Regions from separate parts of the Homo sapiens genome. Here all the other regions are linked to region 1. The links are chromatin contacts, found by Hi-C or POLR2A ChIA-PET in ENCODE. All regions are on one chromosome and are shown on one strand. The core of a region is the stretch at or near the end of the contact, and the rest is flanking DNA. Distances in the headings are between cores, read along the strand shown.

Evidence for each region. A loop is a pair of places that touch in the nucleus more often than their neighbours do. ChIA-PET counts read pairs that join two places held with the same protein, here RNA polymerase II (POLR2A). Pooled maps may share reads with other maps.
Region 2: a loop to region 1 is called in a map of mammary epithelial cell, with 4 times the contacts of the local background. The contact joins two enhancer-like sites. A Hi-C loop is called at or near these places in 6 of 168 maps with a recorded cell type or tissue (GM12878, PC-3, PC-9 and 3 more) and 9 of 50 pooled maps. POLR2A ChIA-PET finds 5 or more read pairs at or near these places in 6 of 52 experiments (A673, CD8-positive, alpha-beta memory T cell, Caco-2 and 3 more).
Region 3: a map of body of pancreas shows a loop between it and region 1 (5-fold over the local background). The contact joins the promoter of TMEM87B here to the enhancer-like site in region 1. A Hi-C loop is called at or near these places in 8 of 168 maps with a recorded cell type or tissue (Caco-2, GM12878, PC-3 and 5 more) and 11 of 50 pooled maps. POLR2A ChIA-PET finds 5 or more read pairs at or near these places in 3 of 52 experiments (HepG2, MCF 10A and PC-3).

Annotation. Positions count from the first base shown.
Region 1 is chr2:111,944,025-111,947,765 of GRCh38, forward strand. It overlaps MERTK (MER proto-oncogene, tyrosine kinase), which reads left to right. Exons shown (of 19, transcript NM_006343.3): 3 at 936-1,036; 4 at 3,370-3,543. Among named protein-coding and RNA genes, the nearest start is that of MERTK, 47 kb to the left of the region's middle. Within about 2 kb of position 2,492, at least 17 of the 41 ENCODE cell types and tissues checked have a DNase peak (open chromatin) inside an H3K27ac peak, as active enhancers do; they include PC-9, ascending aorta, body of pancreas and 1 more, where a contact is called at or near this core.
Region 2 is chr2:112,031,986-112,035,521 of GRCh38, forward strand. No RefSeq gene overlaps it. Among named protein-coding and RNA genes, the nearest start is that of TMEM87B, 22 kb to the right of the region's middle. Within about 2 kb of position 1,271, at least 19 of the 41 ENCODE cell types and tissues checked have a DNase peak (open chromatin) inside an H3K27ac peak, as active enhancers do; they include PC-9, where a contact is called at or near this core.
Region 3 is chr2:112,053,117-112,056,659 of GRCh38, forward strand. It overlaps TMEM87B (transmembrane protein 87B), which reads left to right and starts at 2,153. Exons shown (of 19, transcript NM_032824.3): 1 at 2,153-2,640. The coding sequence starts at 2,476. RefSeq lists silencers at 1,145-1,194, 1,395-2,124 and enhancers at 2,855-2,924, 2,955-3,294.

The sequences.
Region 1 (3,741 bases), core at 1,242-3,741:
ATGGTGGCTCATGCCCATAATCCTAGCACTTTGGGAGGCCAAGGTGGGTGGATCCCCTAAGGTCAGAAGTTCGAGACCAGCCTGGCCAACATGGCAAATCCCTGTCTCTACTAAAAAATGCAAAAATTAATCGGGCATGGTGGCGCATGCCTGTAATCCCAGCTACTCAGGAGGCTGAGGCAGGACAATCACTTGAACCCAGGAGGCAGATGTTGCAGTGAGCTGAGATCATGCCATTGTACTCCAGCCTGGGCTACAGAGTGAGACAGAATCTGTCTCAAAAAAAAAAAAAAAAAAAAAAATCAAGACAAGTGATAGCACATATATTAGTCAGGGTTTTTCCAAGAAACCGAACCTATAGGATCTGTGTCTACAGCTTTATCTAGAAAGAGAGAGAAAGAGGAATTATTTTAAGGAATTTTCCTTAGTTCCTTAAATTAACTCCTAAATTATTTATTAATTCCTAAATTATGAATTCCTTAAAATAATTCCTCTGTTTTAAGGAATTAGCTCACACACAGTGGGGGCTGACAAATATGGAATCAACAGGGTGTTGGGTGGAGACCCATGAAAGACTTGATGTTGCAGTCTTGAGTCCTCAGGCAGTTTGGAAACAGAAGCCCCTCTTTCCCTGGGGACCTCTGTCTTTTTCTTATAAGGCCTTCAACTGTTTGGATGGGGCCTGCCCCCATCATGAAGAGTAATGTGCTTTACTCAAAGGCTGCTGCTTTAAATGCTAGTGACATGTGAAAAGTACCTTCACAGCAACATCTAGGCTAGGGTTTGACCAAACAACTGCGTACAATGGCCTAGCCAAGCTGACATATAAAATTAACTATCACAGCATATGACAAAGAAGTTGAAGAAGTTTCCATCCTATAATAGGAACTCAAAGGGTAGTCACTGTAAATATCTTCATGTGTTTTTCTTTGCAGCATAACCAGTGTGCAGCGTTCAGACAATGGGTCGTATATCTGTAAGATGAAAATAAACAATGAAGAGATCGTGTCTGATCCCATCTACATCGAAGTACAAGGTAAGTCCACAGACCAGAGTCCCATTGCCAGAGAACTGTTTGTTTTAGGGCCTGTGTTAAATGTTTTGTGTATAATACTCTAGAGTTTTGCCTGCCTATTTATAACTCTGTATGCAAACCTTGCAAATCTATCAGCACTGAAATTTTACAAGGTACTCCACTTTGTAGTCTATAAGTAATAATGAAATGAATTCAATTCCTGAAGTTTGAGCTCTATTATAGGCATTACAGGTGAGATAAAAAGAGATTTTGGACTTCCTTGTCCACAGATTATTGACAATAAAAATAAGCTGAAGACTTCTTTTTAAGAAGCAAAATGCTTTCTACTATCCAGTTTCCAGTACTGGTACCAGATACCACTCACCTGGTCAAGTGGCTGTTGGCTTATTATTCAGCATCTTTTCCTGTCTTGCCTATGCAGACAGTGAAACCCTGGAGGGTGAGTGGTTTTCCTCGACTGGCTCAACAGCTCAGCCTGAGACTTCTTTTGGGCACTGGTATCTGTCAGGTGCATGGTTCAGAGAAATTCCATGACATCATATGAAGGTCCATGGGGATGAAGAGTGAGACATCAGGCTAGGAAAAGGCAATCTCTGCCCTCAGGGAACTTGAACTCTAATGGGCAATGTGAGCTGATGCACAGGTGAACCAGGCCAGGTGAGCCCAGGTCCTGGTTTGGTGCCCTGATTTGGGGGTTTGCATGCCTGGTTCTGCAATGGCAGTGCTGCAAGGAGGAAGCATCTTTATTATCACCCTCAGAGGTCACTCCTCACTACCCCTGGGGGCTTCCCTCTGGGGGCCTTGTGCCCCTCCTCTCTGAGGTGCCCCTCTTAGCAGAGCCATTAGGTCACCTCCCTTTTCTACTTTATCCTGACCTTCCTTGTCACAGGCTTTAGAGCAGGTGATTAGCTTTTCAGTCAGAAACATCTCCCACTGAAAGTCTGCTATGCTACCCATTCTTTTGTGAACCTGAAATTGATGCCCACCAATGTGGAGGGAAGCCTCAGGGAGCACAGATGGAAGGAGGAGGAGTGAGTGGGGAAGACAGAGGGGAGGGGGAAGAGACTCCCTCAGAGGAGTCTCTTCATGACCTTTGCTCTAGGCCCATCCCAGGCTGGACAGCTCTTTCTCAGGGTTACGTCAACATCAGCCAAAGAGGGGGTTTCCTACATTTGCAGCTAATTTGGGAAAAAAATATTTACAGGAGATTTTATTTGTCAGAATCCCAGAAAAATGCCCAGAGCAGGAACATATTAAGTCCAAACAGAGTTTCAAAAAAACCTTGAAACAGGATAAAAGAATTCCATTTCACATAACTGCCACGTCATTCCTGCTGGAACCAGATCTGTGAGTTCCCAATCCCCAAAAGAACACAATTAGCTGGACTCGTTATATTTTTGAACACCTGCCCCAAATGAGTACTGACTGGCTTTCTCTGAGCTTCCTTGGGACCTTGATTTTGGAAAGTACGGTAGATTTAAGGATTGTAACTGCAACTGTGTTTATACAGTTTTCATGAGAATTTGCTTTGAAAAGCACTCAGCCTTATACAAGGCTGTGGATTTTAAAATTCCTTATGACCCATCTGAAAGTCACACACATAATAGAATGTCTTCGTACCATGGACAGATCTATTACATAGCTTTGTTTTACTCTGCGTTTATTTTGGTAAGAAATACTGAAAACCTGCCAACTAGTCAGTCCCAGGAGTTTGAGCAACACCTGATGTAAGAACTGCCTGTGGCCTGCCTTCTGGTAAAACCAGTTCTGAGTCACTATTTATAGCCCCTTTGGCAAAGCATCCTAGAAAGCTGGCTTAAAGTAGACTGGCAGGAATTAGCCTCTGTGCTCCTTCTTATCCAACTTAAGGAGGTGAAAACTGATTAATACAGACCTGCCTGAGGCTGTAGATAAAGAACTCTTGTTTGCCAAGGCTGGGCGCGGTGGCACGCCTGTAATCCCAGCACTTTGGGAGGCCAAGGGGCAAGGATCACTTGAGGTCAGGAGTTCGAGGCCAGCCTGGCCAACATGGTGAAACCCCATTTCTACTAAAAATACAAAAATTAGCCAGACCTGGTGGTGTGCGCCTGTAATCCCAGCTACTTAGGAGGCTGAGGCAGGAGAATCACTTGAACCCAGGAGGTAGAGATTGCAGTGAGCCGACATCAGGCCACTGCACTCCAGCCTGGGTGACAGAGCAAGACTCCATCCCCACCCGCCCCCCACAAAAAAAGAAATCTATTGCCAAGTTCTAGTCCAGTTTCCATTCCCCTTTGGGCTCTGTCTCTGTTTTCAGATCTGAAACATTCTTTTGTGTAACGTTTTCTCCGCAGGACTTCCTCACTTTACTAAGCAGCCTGAGAGCATGAATGTCACCAGAAACACAGCCTTCAACCTCACCTGTCAGGCTGTGGGCCCGCCTGAGCCCGTCAACATTTTCTGGGTTCAAAACAGTAGCCGTGTTAACGAACAGCCTGAAAAATCCCCCTCCGTGCTAACTGTTCCAGGTAAGTCCGAGCTGTGGGCTTATTGATTTATTCTCTAATAGCGGACAGGATCAAAAGTTTGGCGACCCTTGCTGTGCACCACTAGCAGGCAGTGGAGACAGATGAAAATACAGGTGTGGCAGCAAAGTTATGGGACCAGGTAGACGGGAAGGCAGGTGGGAATCACAGGTGTGAGAATTCACAGGCCAAGGTGGGGAA
Region 2 (3,536 bases), core at 21-2,520, 87 kb after region 1:
CAAAAAAAAGGGAGAGAGGAAACAGGAAGAAACAAGTCGGGTTAATTGTCTTAACCGTGCTGGGGCTCAGGATCAGGAGGTCGAAAGGACAAGGAAACAGACATATGCCAGAAGCACTCGTGACTGGCACGTTGAGACTTGCCCTCCCTTGTGAGGATTTTCTTTCTTTTGTGTTGTTTTTTTTTTCCTTTCTGTTGCTTTTCTTAATGAGTAGAAATGAGAATCAAGCGTCAGGGCAACTCTTGGAAAACAAAAAAAAAAAGACACCAAAGCACTCTTCATGGTGAGCCAGGCCATATGGTCAGAGGTGGGCTGGATAGGAGCTCACCCTGCCAGATGTCCTTGGGCAATCGTGGGCAGGTCACTTGACTTTCCTTGAGCCCCAGTTTTCTCAAGTGTTCAGTAAACATACCAATGCCTTTTTCTGCAACACCCTGTGTAAGAAGGGGAGGAGGCAAGGTCTTCGAAAGAATATTATACTCACAAGAGGCTGTTCTCAATTTGTGGCATCATTCCTTATGCAGTGCAAACCCAGCAACATTTGTCATATTCAAAATATTTTCAGCCAGGCGTGGTGGCTCACGCCTGTAATCCCAACACTTTTGATGGCCGAGGAGAGAGGATTGCTTGAACCTAGTAGTTCAAGACCAGCCTGGGCAACATAGGGAGACCCTGTCTCTATAAAAAATAAAAAAGAAATTAGCCAGGGATGGTGGCATGCAATTGTGGTCCCAGCTGCTCAGGAAGCTGAGGTGGGAGGATCACTTGAGCCTCAAAGCTCAAGGCTGCACTGGGCTGTAATCACACCATGGCACTCTAGATGGGGCAACAGAGCAAGACTCCATCTCAAAAAAAAAAAGAAAAAGAAACATTTTCCCTGATTGTTTCATCAACTCCCTCCAAAATAAACACAGTCATTCATAATTTGAAAAGAGAAAGAGATAGTATTTCGCCTTAGCCAGAAACGCACAGTTGGGGAAGTTCAGAGTGAAGGAGGAGGCCCTCAGTCCTCACCTCAAACAGCCACTGGGCTCAGGAGCTGGAACTACCTTCCTCTTGTCTATCCTGGGGTTTAGCTACTGATGATACAAGCCTCATTGCGCCTCTCCCCAATATGTGGGTTATGACAAGCAATGGTGGCTTGCTTTACCAGGAGCATTTGGGGACATGTGGTGGGTCAGAATGCTATCCCAGGAAGGGGATATTCCCTCTCTGCCTCCATGTCTGCCAGACCTAGCAGAGGTTCCCCACCTGGGAAATGGGCCAAACCACAGTCTCTTCTTTTACAGAGCAGGCTGATTCTAGCCAGACCAGTTCTGATTCATGAAAGTCAAGACTTTTGTAACTTTTCCTGGTCAATGGCAAAAGCAAGTTGGAACTTCTGCTGAGTCCGTGGGAAAGTAACTGACCCAATAATAAACTAGCTACAACAGCAACTTAACTTCTCTAAAGATGTTTAGTAACTGAGTGACAAATGAGAAAATGGGAAGTTTTGTTTTCTTTAATAAATGTTTCAATGATGCACAATGTTCCTATCCTTAGATTTTATTTTCTTTCTTTTAAAGCTCTAAGTGAGAATAGCAGCAAAACTCCCATTCTATTTAACTTTAAAAGGCATATATAATTACTTAATTTTTTGTTATTTAAATGCAATAATTCTGGGCATGGTGGCTCATGCCTGTAATATCAGCACTTTGGAAGGCAGAGGTGGGAGGATTGCTTGAGCCCAGGAGTTCAAGACCAGTCTGGGCAACATGGTGCAATCCCATCTCTACAAAAAACACAAAAATTAGCTGGGCATGGTGCCACATGCCTGCAGTCTCAGCAACTTCAGAGGCTGAGGTGGGAGGATCACTTGAGCCACAGAGGTCGAGGCAGCAGTGAGTCATAATCATGCCACTGCACTTCAGCCTGGGCAACAGAGACCCTGTCTCAAAATAAATAAATGTAATAATTACTTCTAGAAACTGTAACCTGTGGACCACTATTTTAGAATATTTTTACATACAATCTCTCTTATTTAAATGGGATTCCATGGATAGATATATGAAAGAGAAACCAGAGAATTATATCTATTAACTCTTTCTATTCCTTAAGGACATGATAACTGTTAATTAATAGATTTATTGAGACTATACACTTAAACATTCTAATGAAGAAAGTGTTTTCGAACAACAATCATATGAGGTCACCTATAACCCACTCATCCATTTGCAAATATTCACTGAGAGGAAGGCCCTGTTCTGGGCATTGGGATCTTGCAAAGAAAGGCAGTCTAGGCCTTATCACTTCTTGGCCTTTTGGCTAAGATCAAGTGTAGAAAGGCAGTCTAGTCCTTGCTGTCTTGAATAACAGTCCAAAGGAGGGAACAGGTGGCTTTGGATGAATCATTTTCTTTTAACTATAGTCTTCTTTTTTTTTTTTTTTGAGATGGAGTCTCGCTCTGTTGCCCAGGCTGGAGTGTAGAGGCACGATCTCGGCTCACTGCAACCTCTGCCTCCTAGGTTCAAGCGATTCTTCTGCCTCAGCCTCCCAAGTAGCTGGGACTACAGGCATACACCACTACGCCCAGCTGATTTTTGTATTTTTAGTAGAGACGGGGTTTCACCATATTGGCCAGGCTGGTCTCGAACTCCTGACCTCGTGATCTGCCCACCTCGGCCTCCCAAAGTGCTGGGATTATAGGCATGAGCCACCACACCCAGCCATCATTTTCTTTTAAAGAATATTCTTCAGAATACTCTGACTTCCACATTTTGTTGAAGTCCATTCGTAGCATAGTGAAGCAGAGCAGCCACACCTGTAGATGCTATTTAGAGACTCTACAAGAAACCTCCAGAAAAGGGACAGAATGCCTTTCCTGGAAGCAAGCTCCAAGGCCCGGCCCCACATGACTTAAAATTAAAGGGCCATCAGCTGGGGCTTAAAAATCAAAATCCCATTATACCACAGTCTGAGCAGTTCAAGGGGATGCAGGCTGCTGATTTAACTCCACAAGTAGTAATGGCTTGTTTTAACAAACATAGTTTCTCATCATAAAAATGTGTAATTCGCCAGTTTTTTCATCCATACTTCATACTAGATTATCTCTAACGATCTATCTTCAAGTTTGCTAATTCTTCTTCTCTCAGCTCACAGCTACTATTGAGGCCCTCTAGTGAGTTTTTCATTTCAGTTATTGTACTTTTTCAACTCCAGAAATTCCATTCAGTTATTTTAATCACTTCTATCTCTTAATTGATATTCTCTGTTTAATTTTAAATTCAAAAATATACAACGTGGTGTTCTTTAGTTTTCCAAACATATTTGCAAATAGATGCTTTTGCTTTTTTTCTTTTTTTTTTTTTTGAGATGGAGTTTCACCCTTGTCGCCCAGGCTGGAGTGCAGTGGTGCAATCTTGCCTCACCACAACCTCCACCTCCCAGGTTCAAGCGATTCTCCTGCCTCAGCCTCCCGAGTAGCTGGGATTACAGGCATGTGCCACCACACCTGGCTAATTTTGTATTTTTAGTGGGGCTGGGGTTTCTCCATGTCC
Region 3 (3,543 bases), core at 903-3,402, 110 kb after region 1:
AACACGGTGAAACCCAGTCTCTACTAAAAAATATAAAAAAATTAGCCTGGCGTGGTGGCTGGCGCCTGTAATCCCAGCTACTCAGGAGGCTGAGGCAGGAGAATGGCGTGAACCAGGAAAGCGGAGCTTGCAGTGAGCCGAGTTCGCGCCAGTGCACTCCAGCCTGGGCGACAGAGCGCGACTCAGTCTCAAAAACAAAACAAAACAAAAAATCATTGCCTCTCCAGTGTTCTTAACTAAAGGTGCCATCTGCCTAACTTAATTTAGGAATGCCTGTATGTTTTGGTACTGTTTAAATATTCCCAGCTTTGCCACTCTCCGTCTCACACCAACATCCAGTCATCTGGAAGATCTTTCCATTCCTCCAGTTCTCTCGTAACTAAAACGATTTCAGACTTACCCCTCACTCCCACAGGTAACTCGCCCTTAACTCTTCTTGTAGAACTTAAATTTCATGTATTGTTCTCTCCTTCTGTCCCTCACTTACTTCCTAAATCTCTGGTGGATGTTCCCCTGTGGTCCTGTTACAGTTATTCTGACCTAAACAGAACTGATCACGTTGCTTACTGGGAAGATGCACATGCAATCTCTAGTGTATAGTAGGTCCTCAATAATTACTGGTGACTGGTAAAGCAGCCAAGGCCTTTGGACTATAAATCGATCTTATTCTACGTTAATAACAATATTAGCACAGGATTCTATTCCCTTGCTGGATATTATTTACATTTGATAATGAATGAACTAATTCTCTTTGACAGCAAAACATGTATTCAGCTTACAGCCGAAAATGCAAGGGAAGGTACACAATAAGACGGATCCAAGCCCTGACCCCTCTGAGCTTTAAGCCAGTCAAGTAACTACTTGTTCTGAAAAGTATTAACTGTCCTATTAACGTTAACCTTCACAACACAATGCCTTGTGTTCAACTGGCCTTGGCCTCAAAGCACTTTCCTGGCACATTCCCTGAATTTAAAGAACGGTTTCCATACAGCTGAGAGGGTCGAGGCAGGGGTAAGTGTAGAAGACGCAAGAAATGGAGACACCCTGGGAACAGAACTCTAGACTGCACTCCAACCGTAGCACTTACTAGGCATTCGACTCCAGGACCTTGACACTCGCGCTCGCTGGCGGCGAGCCCCGCCTCCCCACTGCGCCTCATCTCCCAGACAGGCCCCGCCTCCCCACTCAGGCCCCGCCTCCCCACTCAGGCCCGTCTCCTCACTCAGGCCACGCCTCCCCGCCCAGTCCCGTCTCCGTACTAGGGCTTGCTCCAAGCCCTGCTTCCTCGCCCAACCTGGCCTCCCCACTACGGCCTAACCCCAAGCCCTTCTCGTCCAGCCCCGTCTCCACACTACTGCCTGGTCCTCAACTCCGCCTCCCCACTCCGACCCCATCTCCCTGACCAGCCCCGCCTTTACGCTCAGGCTCCGCCTCCCCGCCGGGTCTTGCCTCCAAATCCCGGCCCCGCCTCCACGCGGCCCCGCCTCCACGCGGCCCCGCCTCCACGCTCGGCCTGGCCCCAAGCTCTTCCTTCCTGGGGCACTCTGTCTCCGCACTCCGGCCTGGTCCCGAGCCCCGCCCCGCCTCCACACGGCCCCGCCACCACACGGCCCCGCCTCCACGCGGCCCCGCCTCCACGCTCGGCCTGGCCCCAAGCTCTTCCTTCCTGGGGCACTCTGTCTCCGCACTCCGGCCTGGTCCCGAGCCCCGCCCCGCCTCCACACGGCCCCGCCTCCACACGGCCCCGCCTCCACACGGCCCCGCCTCCACACGGCCCCGCCTCCACACGGCCCCGCCTCCACACGGCCCCGCCTCCACACGGCCCCGCCTCCACACGGCCCCGCCTCCACACGGCCCCGCCTCCACACGGCCCCGCCTCCACGCTCGGCCTGGCCCCAAGCTCTTCCTTCCTGGGGCACCCTGCCTCCGCACTCCGCCCTGGTCCCGAGCCCCGCCCCGCCTCCACAGTCCCGAGCCCGCCTCCAACCCTGCCCTGTCCCCACACCCAGCTTGGCCCCGAGCCACGCCTCCCACCCCGCCCCCACACTCCCGAGCCCCGCCTCGTCTCCACACTCCGGCGGCGCCTCCCTACCCGGCCCCGCCTCCGCGCTCGGGCTGCCAGCCCTCCCTTGCACGTTCCGGCTCCTCTTCTATCTTCACGCCCACGCTAGGCCCTGAGCCCAGCCTCCACGTCTCGCCGCCAACTCCACATCCTGGCTCCTATCTCTGCCTTCCAGGCATCTCCCAGCTGCACGCTCGGGCCCGGCTCAGAGCCCTAAGCCCTGCCTCCCGGTCCTGGCCGGGTTTCCCAGAACTGCACGGCGCCTCTCCGCCCAGGCCCAAGCGCGAGCCCCTCCTCCACACCCGAGTCCGAGCCCCGCGTCCCGGATTCGGACCCGCCTGCCTGGGGCGGTGCTGCACCAGGTGCGGGTGTGGCAGGCGTCTCGGAGCGCCAGGTGCAGCTTCCTGGTCAAGATGGTCGCCGCCTGCCGCTCGGTAGCCGGGCTCCTGCCACGCCGCCGCCGCTGCTTTCCCGCCCGGGCCCCGCTGCTGCGCGTCGCCCTCTGCCTCCTGTGCTGGACCCCGGCGGCTGTGCGCGCGGTCCCTGAGCTCGGGCTCTGGTTAGAGACAGTCAACGACGTAAGTGGAGTGTCGGGACCCAGGCGTGGCACGTCTCGGGCCGTCAGGGCCGTCGTGCGGCTTCGCTTGACCCCGGGCTTGTTCACCCTGCCTCTGCCGGGTCAGCACCGGGTCCCCTGATACCCTCCCTGAGCCTTTTGTCTGTTACAGCCGGGGAGCGGGGAGCGGCCCCTCCTCCGGCCCGACCTGGGCTGCAGGCAAGAGCCGTCAGGATTGCGCATGGGACGGCCCTCGGGTCCGAGCGCTCGGACTGTTACTGAGGGTCACCATGCCCGACGCCGTGGCCCTCATTCTGCTCTGACATGTTTTGGCTGGATCAGGAATCTCTCGGCACATCTAGCAGCATCTTTGGGATTCGACTCTTCCTGTCCGGATGCAGCCACAGTGGGCCACACCCCTGAGGCCGCAGGGAGGACTTGCCAGCGCTTCAGTTTCTGCATAAACTTAGAAAGCGGGTCTGCCGCTTCCTTAAAAAAAAAAAAGAAAGAAAAAATTTAAATGAGGGGGAAACGTGCAGTAGTCACCCTACCTCTATTTCTCTCTTCTTGAGTTCCTGAATTTCTCTACAGTTCCTGTCACAGTTCCGGGAGAGAGAGTGTGTGTGTAGGTGGGGCGGGACTTGTGATTAGGGAGTGCTTGAAAGGCGAATCTGGAGGCATGAGTGGGTGGAAACTCTTCTTTCCAAGGCAGGCTATTAGAAAACTTGGCGTCTGGTAATTAGAGGAGATGATGTGGGAGAGATGCAGGGGCAGAATTATGGAAAGTCTTGCAAAAGAGAGACAGGAAGTCTGGAAGAGGCATTATCTCCGGCTTCTCTGGGGTCAGATGACTCATCCAGCACTGTTTGGGATGGGTATTTTCCACATGCATGAAATAATGTCCAGGTTCTAAAGATGAGACTTA